Linked DNA regions of Homo sapiens: regions 2 and 3 are each linked to region 1. Evidence: chromatin contacts called from ENCODE Hi-C or POLR2A ChIA-PET data. All regions are on one chromosome and are shown on one strand. Each heading gives the region's core, a stretch centred on a gene start or an enhancer-like site at or near the end of the contact. The rest is flanking DNA. Distances are from core to core; before and after follow the strand shown. Region 1 holds the start of BBLN (bublin coiled coil protein). Region 2 has its middle 27 kb from the start of EEIG1. Region 3 holds the start of SLC27A4 (solute carrier family 27 member 4).

Evidence for each region. Hi-C counts contacts between places; a loop is a spot of excess contacts on that map. ChIA-PET counts read pairs that join two places held with the same protein, here RNA polymerase II (POLR2A). Pooled maps may share reads with other maps.
Region 2: a loop to region 1 is called in a pooled map, with 4 times the contacts of the local background. The contact joins the enhancer-like site here to the promoter of BBLN in region 1. A Hi-C loop is called at or near these places in 3 of 50 pooled maps. POLR2A ChIA-PET finds 5 or more read pairs at or near these places in 4 of 52 experiments (BJ, OCI-LY7, PC-9 and 1 more).
Region 3: a map of B cell shows a loop between it and region 1 (30-fold over the local background). The contact joins the promoter of SLC27A4 here to the promoter of BBLN in region 1. A Hi-C loop is called at or near these places in 2 of 168 maps with a recorded cell type or tissue (B cell and naive thymus-derived CD4-positive, alpha-beta T cell), 8 of 37 single-sample maps with no recorded cell type and 12 of 50 pooled maps. POLR2A ChIA-PET finds 5 or more read pairs at or near these places in 2 of 52 experiments (K562 and PC-9).

The regions. Positions count from the first base shown.
Region 1 is chr9:128,157,114-128,161,531 of GRCh38, reverse strand. It overlaps BBLN (bublin coiled coil protein), which reads right to left and starts at 1,267. Exons shown (of 2, transcript NM_024112.4): 1 at 1,046-1,267. The coding sequence starts at 1,124. RefSeq lists silencers at 1,018-1,107, 1,318-1,527, 3,547-3,742 and enhancers at 459-1,412, 1,413-2,366.
Region 2 is chr9:128,005,504-128,009,983 of GRCh38, reverse strand. No RefSeq gene overlaps it. Among named protein-coding and RNA genes, the nearest start is that of EEIG1, 27 kb to the right of the region's middle. RefSeq lists enhancers at 1,755-1,814, 2,115-2,354. Within about 2 kb of position 2,008, at least 25 of the 41 ENCODE cell types and tissues checked have a DNase peak (open chromatin) inside an H3K27ac peak, as active enhancers do; they include OCI-LY7 and PC-9, where a contact is called at or near this core.
Region 3 is chr9:128,337,569-128,342,427 of GRCh38, reverse strand. SLC27A4 (solute carrier family 27 member 4) reads right to left here and starts at 1,901. Exons shown (of 13, transcript NM_005094.4): 1 at 1,590-1,901. TRR-TCT3-1 (tRNA-Arg (anticodon TCT) 3-1) reads left to right here and starts at 2,262; the gene lies at 2,262-2,352. It also overlaps the pseudogene TMSB4XP4. RefSeq lists an enhancer at 559-738 and silencers at 1,375-1,774, 1,845-2,254, 1,883-2,524.

The DNA.
Region 1 (4,418 bases), core at 18-2,517:
CCCCACACCCCTCCAGGCCAGGCTTTATCTGTGTCAAGGGTACTTCCCAGTTCCAAGCCTTTGCTTCTGCCTGGGACACCACCCTCCTCCCCACTGTTCTAAGTCCTGTCTGCCAACATCCACTTAATGTGACCTCCTGGGAAGCTCTTCCTGATGCTCCCAACAGCATTGCCCAATGCAGAGCTACCTGAAACTATTGTGATGGATGTACAACCCTGGGAATACACAAAAGCCTACTGAACTGTACAGTATGGGTAAGTTGTATAGCTCAATAAAGCTGTTACGCCAAACAAAACAAAGAGCATGCACCATACTTACACCACATTTACTAAATCCTCAGTGTATGTTAACATGCCAATCTTTACTATACCAAAGATAATAATGACGATAACCATTTACTGAACTCTTGCATGCTAGAACCTGCTAAGGATTTTCCTTTTTTTTGCATTTAATTCTGACACATCCCAGTGCAGCAGACACTAATCGTTATTCCTATTTTATAGAGGGGGAAACTGAGGCTGAAGAAGGTGAGAAGGGAGCCGATGGTTCTCTTCACACCCCACCCCTGCACTCGTAAGCACGCAAAAGGCTGCTCTGTAAGCTGCTGACATTTGGCAAGGCTGTGAGGCTACACCAGCAAAGCCGGGTGGCTGGGGATGCTGAATCGGCAGAGCGACGCCCCCGCGTCCCCAACTCCACGTCCCGGCCCGGCCCCTCCGCTAAGCTCAACCCTGCCTCCCTCAGGTGCCTCGGTCTCCCCCAGGACTGAAGGAAGTGGTGGAGCAAGGCCCACAAGGGCGAGTGTCCCCGAAGCTGCCTTAGTTTCCCCATCTGTAAAACGGGACTGGTGACCTGCAGCTCTCACGGGGCTGGGAACCGGCTCGCGGGTGCTCGCCCTGCATCCGAGACAGCACCTACAACTCCGGACCCGCTCGGGGCGGAATGGGTGGGCTCTTTGTTCCCTTCCGAGACCCCATCTCGATTCCCCTTCCCGGGAGGGCAGCCCTGAAAATGCAAGGTTGCTCCAGCAGCCCCCTCGGGTCACCTGCTTCCCCGAAGCCGTCCTCCTCGCCTTCCGCTCCCGCCTCCACCGGCATCCCCAGGTCTCCGTTGGGGCCCGACATTGCGGGCTCGGGCGCCCGAAGGGCCGCGCGACGATGGAACGCGGCGACCGTCGCGCCGAAAGCCGGCGCCGGATGGAAGGTGGAGGCGGCGGATAGAACACGGGCCGGAAGGGTAGAACGCGGCAGCAGATCTCCGCCCAGAGGCCGGTGCCCCGCCCCTGAAGCCGGAATCCCGCAGCTCCCGCTCCGCCCCGCCCCGCCCCCAGCCGGAACTCCGCCCCCGCCGCTGTTCTGGCCCCGCCCTACCTCCAGACTCCACCCCCACCACCGGACTCCCGCCTCCACCTCCCTCACAGTCGAACTCCGCCCATTCCGCCCCCGGCCTCGCCCCTCTCCCGGGCGCTGGGCGGGGCCACCACGGGGCTGCCCCTGGAAAAGCCCAGGAGTAGGGAGGTCCGGGAGGAGCGGCGGGAGACCGTCCAAGCCCATCTGCTGCTTCGGCCCCTCCGCGTTGGCGAAATCGAAAACGGGGTTTCCTTGTTATTTTTTGAGATAGGGCCTGGCCCTGTCTTCCAGGCTGGAATGCAGTGGGGTGATCTCTGCCTCCCAGCCTGAAGCGATCCTCCCACCTGAGCCTCCAGAGTAGCTGGGACTACAGACGGCTGCACCACGCTGGCTATTGTATTTTTTGGAGACGGGGGGGGGGGGGGGGGAGGGGTTTCGCCATGTTACCCAGGCTGCTCTCGAACTCCTGAGCTCGAGCCATCCACCCGCCTCAGCCTACCAAAATGCTGGGATTACAGGCACGAGCTACTGGGCCCAGCCTTGGAAACGGGGTTTCCACACCTCTTGTGGCTTCCGGATATACCTCTTGTGGCTTCCGGATATTCTTCTTCACAGCCTCGCTGAGAGTCACGAAGGGTCTCCTTCCTCTTTGCCTCTCTGCCTGCACCCCAGTGGAGAGGACCCAACACCCCTACCCCTGGATCTGGGCCTTCCTGGTCTTCAGCGCTTCTCTTAGGGCTCATTGGTTACAACCTGTGGGTGGGAATCAGGCTGGACTCCAGCTCTGGACAAGAGAAACAGGAACATTAGCTAGGCGGGGTGGCTCCCACCTGTAATCCCAGCGCTACGGGAGGCCGAGGTGGGAGGATTGCTTGAGCCTAGGAGTTGGAGACCAGCCTGGGAAACATAGTGAGACACCCTACTCCCACCCCCGCCCACTCAGCCCCCCCCACCCCCGTCTCTACAGAAAGCACAAAAAAAATTAGCCAGACCTGGTGGCATGCACCTTAGTTGCAGCTGTTTGGGAGGCTAAGGCAGGAGGATCACTTGGGCCCAGGAGTTCGAGGCTATAGTGAGCTATGACTGCACCACTGCACTACAGCCTGGGCAACAGAGTGAGACCCTGTCTTTAAAAAAAAAAAAATTAATTAATTAATTAAAAATAAAATGTTTAATTAGCCAGGTGTGGTGGTACACGCCTGTAGTCCCAGCTACTCAGGAGGCTGAGGCAGGAGAATCACTTGAACTGGGAGGCAGAAGTTGCAGTGAGCAGAGATCGTGCCCTTGCACTCCAGCCTAAGCAACAGAGCAAGACCCTGTCTCAAAAAAAAGAAAAAAAAAGGCCAGGCCTGGTGGCTCACGCCTGTAATCCCAGCACTTTGGGAGGCCGAGGCGGGCAGATCACGAGGTCAGGAGTTTGAGACCAGCCTGACCAACATGGTGAAAACCCGTCTCTACTAAAAATACAAAAATAAGCCGGGCGTGGTGGCGTGTGCCTGTAATCCCAGCTGCTCAGGAGGCTGAGGTGGGAGAATCACTTGAACCCACGAGGCAGAGGTTGCAGTGAGCTGAGACTGCACCACTGCACTCCAGCCTGGACAACAGAGCGAAAATCCGTCTCAAAAAATAAATAAATAAAAAGTTTGGCCTGGAGCAGACCTACCTTTGTTTGTTTGTTTGTTTTGAGACAGAGTCTTGCTCTGTTGCCCAGGCTGGAGTGCAGTGGCATGATCTCAGCTCACTGCAACCTCTCCTTCCCGGGTTCAAGCAATTCTTGTGCCTCGGCCTCCTGAGTAGCTGGGATTACATGTGCCTGCCACCACACCCAGCTAATTTTTTTTATTTTTAGTAGAGACGAGGTTTCACCATGTTGCCCTGGCTGGTCTCAAACTCCTGACTTCAGGTGATCCACCTGCCTTGGCTTCCCAAAATGCTGGGATTACAGGTGTGAGCCACCATGCCCGGCCTGGACCTACCTCTTTTTTTTTTTTTTTTTGAGACGGAGTCTTGCCCTGTCGCCAGGCTGGAGTGCAATGGCGCAATCTTGGCTCACTGCAACCTCCACATCCTGGGTTCAAGTGATTCTCCTGCCTCAGCCTCCTGAGTAGCTGGGACTACAGGCACACGCCACCACGCCCAGCTAATTTTTGTATTTTTAGTAGAGACGGGGTTTCACAATGTTTGTCAGAATGGTCTCGATCTCTTGACCTCGTGATCAGCCCACCTCGGCCTCCCAAAGTGCTGGGATTATAGGCATAAGCCACCGCGCCTGGTCCCTGGAGCTACCTTTTTAAGTTGAACTTTGAGAAGCCAAAGAGAAAAAAAGATTAAATAAAAATTTAATTTTTTTTTTTTTTTGAGACAGAGTCTCACTCTGTCACCCAGGCTGGAGTGCAGTGGTGCGACCTTGGCCCACTGCAACCTCTGCCTCCCGGGTTCAAGCAATTCTCCTGCCTCAGCCTCCCGAGTAGCTGGGATTACAGGTGTATGCCACCATGCCCGGCTAATTTTTGTATTTTTAGTTTCACCATATTGGCCAGGCTCGTCTCGAACTCCTGACCTCAGGTGATCCACCCGCCTTGGCCCCCCAGAGTGCTGGGATTACAAGTGTAAACCACCATTCCTGGCTAGATTTAATTTTTTAAAAAATAAAGAGAAGTAGGAATAGTTCATTTTAGGGAGAGCCCCTTAACTGGGACAGGGGCAGGACAGGGGTGAGGCTTCCCTTAGTTCAAGCTCACCTCAAACCCACCCAGGACTGTGTGTCACATTCTCCAATAAAGGAAAGGTTTGCTGCCCCCGCCTGTGAGTGCTGCAGTGGAGGGTAGAGGGCCGTGGGCAGAGTGCTTCATGGACTGCTCATCAAGAAAGGCTTCATGACAATCGGCCCAGCTGCTGTCATCCCACATTCTACTTCCAGCTAGGAGAAGGCGGCTTGCCCACAGTCACCCAGCCGGCAAGTGTCACCCCTGGGTTGGACCCAGAGCTATGATCCTGCCCAGGGGTCCAGCTGAGAATCAGGCCCACGTTCTAGGCAGAGGGGCTCACCTACTGGGACTCCAGTAGCTG
Region 2 (4,480 bases), core at 759-3,258, 150 kb after region 1:
TCGGCCTCCCAAAGTGTTGGGATTACAGGCTTGAGCCACCGCGCCCAGCCTCAGAAGTACTTCTACGCAGGGCTTTGTTATCTGAAATGGAGTCAGGTACATACACAGGAAACTGATTTGCGGGAGGGCAGGGCAATGACCTGGCTGTGGGGCTGAGAGCAGAGGATGGAGGGGCTGAGCCAGTGGAGACCAGGGTGACGGCATTCCCGGATGCAGGAGGGCTTGTGCAAAGCCCTGAGATGGGAGGAGCGGGTCATTCTTTTCTGGGACTGAGAAGCTGAGTGCAGAGTGAAGAGGAGAGAGGTCTGAGATGAGGCCGAAGGTGGCCAGCAGGGCCATACCATGGGGCCTTGTGGGTCACAATGGGGATGTTGACCTTTAAACGAAGAGCACTGGAGAGCCATTGACAGAATGGTGAAATTAAATGAGATGTATCACAGAACATTCTTAACCCATGGTTAGTGCTCAATAAATGTTGCTATTATTATCATCATTATTATTTTCTTACTTTCTCTACCTTCTAGGTGTCAGGTCAGAGAATTCCCTTGGATCCCAAAAGGGCCTGACTAGGCCGGGCCAGCTATGTTCCTTGACTAGGAAGGACCCCAGAACTAGCCCGACCGTTTTCAGGAAAGGGAGTGCAAATCCGGAGGGCATCTGCAACATGCCCCCAACGTCACCAGAGAGGCAGTGCTGGAACTTGAACCCAGGGCTCTGACTCCAGGCCCAGAGCTCCCTCACTCCATCCCCACTGCTAAAAGCAAGTCCTCATCACCTCTCTGCCCTGCCTGAAATCCTCGGTGGCTCCCCAGTGCCTCCAGCATGCCCCCAGCCTGGCATTCAAGGCCCCTGCTTGGGGTTATTTCTCTCTCCCTTCATGTGAACCCTAACCCAAAGCAAAGAGCACTGCTCCGCGATGCCAGAGGACACAAGGGCCCCTGCTCTCACACACCCCTGGTGCCTTCCTCACCTGGAATGCCGCCAATGGAGGCGTCCCTAAGGCCCAGGGTGCCAGCCTGTCCTCCTGTGTTAGTTCCCTATCTCTGCTGTAACAAATTTCCACAGACTTAGTGGCTTAAAACAATGTAAGTTAAAGGCCTGGTGCAGTGGCTTACACCTGTAATCCCAACACTTTGGGATGCCAAGGCGGGCAGATCACTTGAGGCCAGGAGTTTGAGACCAGCCAGGCCAAAGTAGTGAAACCTCATCTCTACTAAAAATACAAAAATTAGCCAGGCGTGGTGGCGGGTGCATGTAGTCCCAGCTACTCCAGAGGCTGAGGCAGAATCGCTTGAACCCAGGAGGTGGAGTTTGCAGTGAGCCAAGATCGTGCCACTGCATTCCAGCCTGAGTGACAGAGGGTGACTCCATTTCAAAAAAAAAAAAAAAAAAAAAGGAAAAGAAAAGAAAACATAACTTCATTATCTTACAGATCTGGAAGATGGAAGTGTGACATGGGTCTCACAGGGCTAAAGTCAAAGTGTCCACAGCAGAGCCTCGTTCCTTCTGGAGGCTCCTTCCGGAGAATCTGTTTCCTTCCTTTCCCAGCCTCTAGAGGCTGCCTGCATTCCTTGGCTTGTGGCCCCTTCCTCCACCTTCAAAGCCAGCAACGGAGGGCTGAGTCCTCACACTGCATCTCTCTGTTCTCTCTCCTGCCGCCTCCTCCTCCACACTGAAGGACCCTTGTGATCACAATGGGCCCCCAGATGATCCAGGATAATCTCCCTGTTTGAAGGTCGGCTGATTAGCAACCTTCATTCCATCTGCTACCTTATCCTTGGCCATGTCACCTGGCACCTCCATGCATAATCACAGGATTAGGATCTGGAGTGCGGGGAGACCCTTGTTCTGCTGGCCACACCTCCCCTCTTCCCTCACCGGAGCCTGCTCTGTCTCTCCTCAGCATCCTCTTCAGGCAGGTGCTCTCAGACAGACAACCAGGAAGTGCATGCCGCCCACGCTTCCGGGGAGGAAACAAAAGGTCCTCCCAACACACCTTTGGGGGTTGTTTTTGAGTTTGTAAAGGGCTTTCACACGCTTGAGGGTTAGTATTTGTTCTGCTCCACATCTGAGAAAGCTCATGTGAGAGAGGCCAAGTGGCTGGGCCGGGCTTGCAGGGTGAGGAATGAACTGTTGCTGGGCTCACCCCCAGGCCTGACCCCAGCGCTTCCCCTTCTTCCCCACTGAAACAGCCTCGCCTCCCCCAGTCCATCGTAATGGTTTTCCAAGGCCACTTCAAGTGAATCCTGTGGCCAATCTGCCCTTATTTCTGGCTTCTTGCCAAAAGTCATGAGGTCACACTTGAAAGACTTCCTCAAAGCCTGCAAGCCATCGTGCTGGAGGTTTCTGCTTGAATTAGAAGCAGGAATTGTTCCCCATATGCTGCCAATGGGGCTGTCAGAGGTGCAGGTTTCCAGGGGAGCTATTAGTCAATAAGTCTCAAAAGCCTTAAACAGGAGCACTCCTTTTACCCATCGGTGCCACAGGAAGCCATGGACAAAAGCGCAGAAATGTACATGCTAGGTTTGTGTCATAGCATCGTGTGGAAAGCAAAATATCCAAGCTACCCAAGATGTCCATCACTAGGGCCTCGATTCAATAAAATGCTGTAGCCAGGCGCTGTGGCTCACGCCTGTAATCCCAGCACTTTGGGAGGCTGAGGCAGGCGGATCACCTGAGGTCGGGAGTCTGAGACCACCCTGGCCAACATAGTGAAACCCTGTCTCTACGAAAAATACAAAAATTAGCTGGTCGTAGTGGCGCGTGCCTGTAGTCCCAGCTACTTGGGAGGCTGAGGCAGGAGAATCGCTTGAACCTGGGAGGTGGAGGTTGCAGTGAGCTGAGATTGTGCCACTGGACTCCAGCCTGGGCAACAGAGTGAGACTCCATCCCCCCACCACCCCCCCCCAAAAAAAAAATATATATATAAAATAAAATAAAATGCTGTATCCACTGTTGTAGCACTACACAGTCATTACAGATCTTTTTGTAATGCTAATCTTCTCTGTATCATTCCAATTTTTAGTATATGTGCTGCCGAAGCAAACACAACAAATCTCAAGGTAGATTTCCATTTACTGATGAGATACTGAGATAGCCTGGAACAAGGACACGAAAATTCCCCACTTCATTAGTCATCAGGGAAATGAGAATTAAAGCCAAAAGGAAATACATCTACATATCTATTAGAATAGCTAAATTTGGCCGGGCAAGGTGGCTCACACCTGTAATCCCAGCACTTTGAGGCTGAGACGGAAGGATCACTGGAGCCCAGGAGTTCGAGACCAACCTGGGCTGCATAGTGAGACCCCTGTCTCTCCAAAAAAAAAAAAAAAAAAAAAAAAAAAATTAGCTGGGCGTGGTGGTACAGCTACTTGGGAGGCTGAGGCATGAGGTTCGCTTGAGCCTGGGAGGCAGAGGCTGCAGTGAGCCAAGACTGAATCACCGCACTCCAGCCTGGGTGACAGAGTGAGACCCTGTCTCAAAAGAAAAAACAAAAGCAGGTTCTCTATGTACAGTTTGATTTCCTTTCTGGGGAAACAGAAGTGTGTGTGTATGTGTTTTCTGAGTAATGGGATCGGAGGTGAGGTAGGCTTTTTTCTTTAAAGTTTTCCGCATTTGCGTGATGCTTTTTTAAAAAATCATACATCTGCATTTATATTTATAATAAATAAAGCAATTTCCATTTTGTAAGAGGAAAAGAAAACAAGTGCCCCGAGCAGAGCCTGGCCCCTGCTGACCTCACGGAGGCTCCTCTTCCCTGGCTGGTCCTGTCCAGCCGGAGACGGGAGTTGACACAGACTCGAGGGCTTCCTGTGCTGTGGCAGCTGGGCTCTTCCCCAGGCGTGCAGCGGCTCCCAGGGCAGTGATGGGAGCCGCAGTGCAGATGCTTCCCGGAAGGCTCAGGGTCAGCCTCAGCTAGACCAGTAAATCACCCACTGGTGCCGGCCCTGGCTGTGCTGCCTGCCGCAGGGGTGGGAGCATTTCCTCTGCAGAGGCAGGGCCAGCATTTTGGGGAAATGCACAGCATGGTGCATTTGGAAGAGCGTGGAAGCCCACTCACAGTTAGCTTTGAGTGGTTGAGTAATTTATTTATGTATTTATTAAATTAATTAATTAATTAATTAATTTTTTGAGACAAAGTCTTGCTCTGTTGCTCAGGCCGGAGTACAGTGGTATGATCTCAGCTCACTGCAACCTCCACTTCCCAGGTTCAAGGGATTCTTCCACCTCAGCCTCACGAGTAGCTGGGACTATACAGGTGCCTGCCACCATGCCCAGCTAATTTTTGTATTTTTAATAGGGACGGGGGTTTCACCATATTGGCCAGGCTGGTCTTGAATTCCTGGCCTCAGGTAATCTGCCTGCCTCAGCCTCCCAAAGTGCTGGGATTGGCTGGGTGCGGTGGCTCACGCCTGTAATCCTAGCACTTTAGGAGGCCGAGGCGGGTGAATCACCTGAGATCAGGAGTTCGAGACCA
Region 3 (4,859 bases), core at 652-3,151, 180 kb before region 1:
AAGTAAAATAAGAAGGCAATACTTGTGGAATGTACAATGCATATTGGCGGTGCACGCCTCATTACGATTCGCTTGCTTGCTTCTCCTGTTCAATCGTTTCTTTGGAAGGCAGTGGATTTTTCTCTTGCATCTCTGTCTTCTTCAGTTTCGACTTATCGAATTTCTCAATCTCAGCCATATCGGGTTTGTCAGACATGGTTGCGGAGGAAAAGCGGAGCGAGGCATGCGAGAACGAGCGAAGTCTGGTCTGCGCAGTGGCCACCACCGAGTTGTCCTGAGACGTGTTCTAAGAGGCTTTTCTAGCCAAAACATGACAGTTCACTCTTCTGACATCCAGGGTCCCTAAAACCGGATGGCCTGGGGGTGGGTACTGACTTAAGAGCCTCTGGCTCGCTGGCAGTGGTGGCTCACACCTGTAATCCCAGCACTTTGGGAGGCCGAGGCAGGCGGATCATGACGTCAGGAGTTCGAGACCACCCTGACCAAGATGGTGAAACCCTGTCTCTACTAAAAATACAAAAATTAGCCAGGCATGGTGGCACACACCTGTAACCCCAGCTACTCAGGAGGCTGAGGCAGAAGAATTGCTTGAACCCGGGAGGCGGAGGTTCCATTGAGCCGAGATTGTGCCACTGCACTCCAGCCTGGGAGACAGAGCGAGACTCCGTCTCAAAAAAAGAAAAAAAAAGTCTCTGGCTCGACTCCCCACCCAGAACCCAGGGAGGTTCTGTGGATGACCAGGCCAAGTCAAAGGGGCAGCTCCCTGGAAAAGGAGCCCTGCTTGGTCCCTGCCCATAGACTCAGGTATCGCAGTGCGTCTGTTGGTCTATAGAGGGCGACCCAGAAAACGAGTTAGAGCCTGGAAGTGCTTGAAAGGTGACCGCCCAGGGGGCAAAGCTGATTGAGGGAGGCGAGGAGGACCTTGAAGACACCACCACCCATCACACAGACACACACAGCCACTCGGATGAATCTTTGGGGTCTAGGGCTTAGGGGAAGGCGAATGACTTGACTGTGCTTCAGGGGCTGGGTTGAGCTAGGACTCTTGGGTTCTATTCCTGGAGCTTTGAGGACTCGATCAAGGGGACATCTGATGGGACTGTTTTTCTCCGAGTTTTCCTGTTCTTGGGAGTAGATGAAGGTCACAAATGTGAAATGGCCTGAGAGCCTCCAAGCCAGGAAAAGGGAATGGTCTGGACCACAAGAAGCCCTGGGAGACCATCTCCCCCTCCCCCTCGCGAAAAGCAAAAGCCGGGGGCGGGGGAACTGAACCAGAGTCCTCAACCCCAACGCCAGGGTCCAGGGTCCTCAGATCTCTGGCCTCCCATAGCCCGCCATAGCAGAGGGGCAGGAACCTGTCCTGGAAGGCTGGGGCAAGAAGAGGCCAGAAGAGGGTGACTAGTTCCCTCGGGCCCCTGTCCCGGGTCACGCGTGCCGCCCTCGCCCCTAGACAGCAAGGTAACAGTGCGTCTGTCGGGGAAATAGCGCCGCAGGGCGCGCCCCCCACCTGGGGTCCGCACCGCCACCTCGCCCGACTCGGCCTGGCACATGTCCCCACCCGGGAACCCACCAGCCCGGTCTATGCTCACCCGGCGTCGGCTCCGCCGCGCGGCGCCCCGTCCAGATGCGGCCCGGTTGCAGCAGCGTAGACAGCGTGAGGGGCATTAGCCGCCCCTGGACGCACGGAGCCGGGTCTCAGCAGGGTTTAGCCGGCTCTGCGCCCTGCATGGCCCGGCCGCCCCGCCAGCCCCGCCCGCCGCCCGGCCCCGCCCGCCGCGCTCCTACCCCGCCCGCCTCCCGCACCCCAAACCTGCTGTGCCAGGCCGCAGCACCGCCTGCCGCACCTTCCCCGAAGCCGGCAAGCCACAGAGCCGGCGGCGCAGCGCAGCCCCAGCGCGCCTGACGCCGCTCGGCCCCAGCCCGCCCTGCTCGCGCAACGGCTTCGGGCGGCGCCGCCGCGCGGCACGCTGGGAGTTGTAGTCCACGCCGCGCGGCCCCACCCAGCCGAGGAGACCCCCGAGTCCGCGAGGAGACAGGCGGGCTTCACCCCGGCCCTTCCTCCCTGCCGACCCCGGCCCTTGCCCCCTGCTGTCCCCAGCGCCCGGATGTAGGAAGAGCACCCCAGTCCACACCACAGCCGAAAACCCGGAGCACGCTCTCGGGCCCCGGCCGAGTTCAGCAAACACCCAGCACCACACCTAGAAGCTCGCTAAGAGGGCGGTTTCAGGCAGAGGTGAGCGGGGCGGCCGGGTTCCGCAGCCGGCTCTGTGGCGCAATGGATAGCGCATTGGACTTCTAGCTGAGCCTAGTGTGGTCATTCAAAGGTTGTGGGTTCGAGTCCCACCAGAGTCGAATTTTGATGGCTCCTACTCCCTGACTTTCACCTGCGTGTTTTAAGGACTCCAGGACCTATCTAACAAATAAGGTTCAGAACGAAAATCATAAGTCACACCCAACTTTGCTGCGACACAGCCATAAACCTGGTGTCTAGGTGACTACGAGAAATCCTTTCTCGTACCATGGTGTCTTGTGAGCAGCCTGGCACACCTGTTGGCACAAAGGACACGGATTTGGAGGCCCTTAGTTAACTTCACCATCTATGATCTCTGGTCCCTGCAACAAATCAGTTAACCTATATTTGTCATGCCACCCTTATTTGTCATGCCACCTCCAGAGCCATAGGCGAGTGGCCAGATTCTCGGCCCTGTTGGGACTCTTGGCCTCTGAAAAATTGGTTTCTTGTTAAGTAACCATGTTGGGCATCCACAGTTGCCACTTGTCCTTAAACATTAATAGATCCCTGGGAGGCTGAGGCAGGAGAATTGCTTGAACCTGGGAGGCGGAAGTCGCAGTAAGCCGAGGTTGCGCCACTGCACTCCAGCCTGGGCGACAGAGCAAGTCTCCATCTCAAAAAAAAAAAAAAAAAAAAAAAAAAAAAAGATTCTGGGACTGGCGTGGTGGCTCAAGCTTGTAATCCCAGCACTTTTGGAGGCTGAGGCAGGAGGATCACTTCAGCCAGGAGTTCAAGACCAGCCTGGGCAACATAGTGAGACTCTGCCTCTACAGGAAAAAAAAAAAAATTAGCCAGGTAGCTCTTGCTTGTACTCCCAGCTACTCAGGAAGATGAGGTGGGAGGATTGCTTGAGCTCTGGAACTTGGGGCTGCAGTGAGCTGTGATTGCACCACTAAACTCCACCCTGGGCAACAAAGTAAGACCGTGTCTCAAAAAATAAAAATAAGCTGGGCACAGTGGCTCATGCCTGTAATCCCAGCACTTTGGGAGGTTGAGGTGGGCAGATCACATGACGTCAGGAGTTCGAGACCAGTCTGGCCAACAGGGCGAAACCCTGTCTCTATTAAAAATACAAAACTTAGCCGAGCGTGGTGGTGCACGTCTGTAATCCTAGCTACTCAGGAGCTGAGGCAAGAGAATCACTGAACCCGGGAGGCAAAGGTTGCAGTGAGCCGAGATTGGGCCACTGCACTCCAGCCTGAGCAACAGAGCAGTGAGAGCCTGTCTCAGAAAACTAATAATAATAAAAATAAAGATGAAATTTTGGTCTGATAAGGATTTGGACCTATTTCTTCTGGAATATAGGGTGCCTCCTTTTGGGGACTTGAGTAAATTCCAGCACCACATCCTTCATGGGTATCACCATCAGGAGGCAGAATGTGCAGTGGTATGGGCATGAGCATTGAGTTCGCCTTCTCAGCTGAAAGGTCAAGATTCATTTTGTTCTTACATATAAAAAATGGGACATACTAATTAATAATACCTCACAGGGTCAGCGTGGAGATTTGTGGGGAGTATTTTTTTTTTTTTTCCGAGACGGAGTCTTGCTCTGTCGCCCAGGCTGGAGTGCAGTGGCGCGATCTCGGCTCACTGCAAGCTCCGCCTCCCAGGTTCACGCCATTCTCCTGCCTCAGCCTCCCGAGTAGCTGGGACTACAGGCGCCCGCCACCAGGCCCAGCTAATTTTTTTGTATTTTTTTTAGTAGAGACAGGGTTTCACCGTGTCAGCCAGGATGGTCTCGATCTCCTGACCTCGTGATCCACCCGCCTCAGCCTCCCAAAGTGTTGGGATTACAGGCATGAGCCACTGCGCCTGGCACAACATTTCTTGAATGAATGAAAGGGAGAGTGAATTGGAGGCTCTGACCTTATGCACACCAGGATTCGTGAGTATAATCATGAGTACTTCCACATCAACTACTGAGGTCATATGCAAGTGGGCAGGTGAGAGTTAGCGGGAGGATGCTGGTGACCAGCCACCTGCTCTCCTTCAGTCAGGCTCGTCACACTGGAGAAACCAAAGCAGTACCACCGGACATTGGATCAGGCCTGAGGGGGAGAAGCAAGACAACACAGAACAGGACAGCCTGCCTTTCAGTTGCTTACAGTCTAGCTGGCCGCACAGAGGACAGGTGGAAGTGAGATGGAATAGGTCATCCCTCACTCAGTGCTCACTGTGCTGGTGTCACGCTCATCACAGTATTGTCATTAAAATTTTTTAATTTTTTTTTTTTGAGATGGGGTCTCACTCCTGTTGCCCAGACAATCACAGCTGACTGCAGCCTTCACCTCCTGGGCTCAGGTGCTCCTGCTACCTCAGCCTCCTGGGTAGCTAGGGCTACAGGTGTGCGCCACCACACCTGGCTAATTTTTTGTATTTTTAGTAGAGACGAGGTTTCATCATGTTGTTCAGGCTAGTCTGGAACTCTTGAGCTCAAGTCATCTGCCCCCCCAGGCCTCCCAAAGTGCTGGGACTCCAGGCATGAGCCACCCCCCGCCAAGCTCTACCAACAAAATAATTTCAGAGTGGTGAATGCTCTAAAGAAAATAAGGGCATAGTGCAGTGG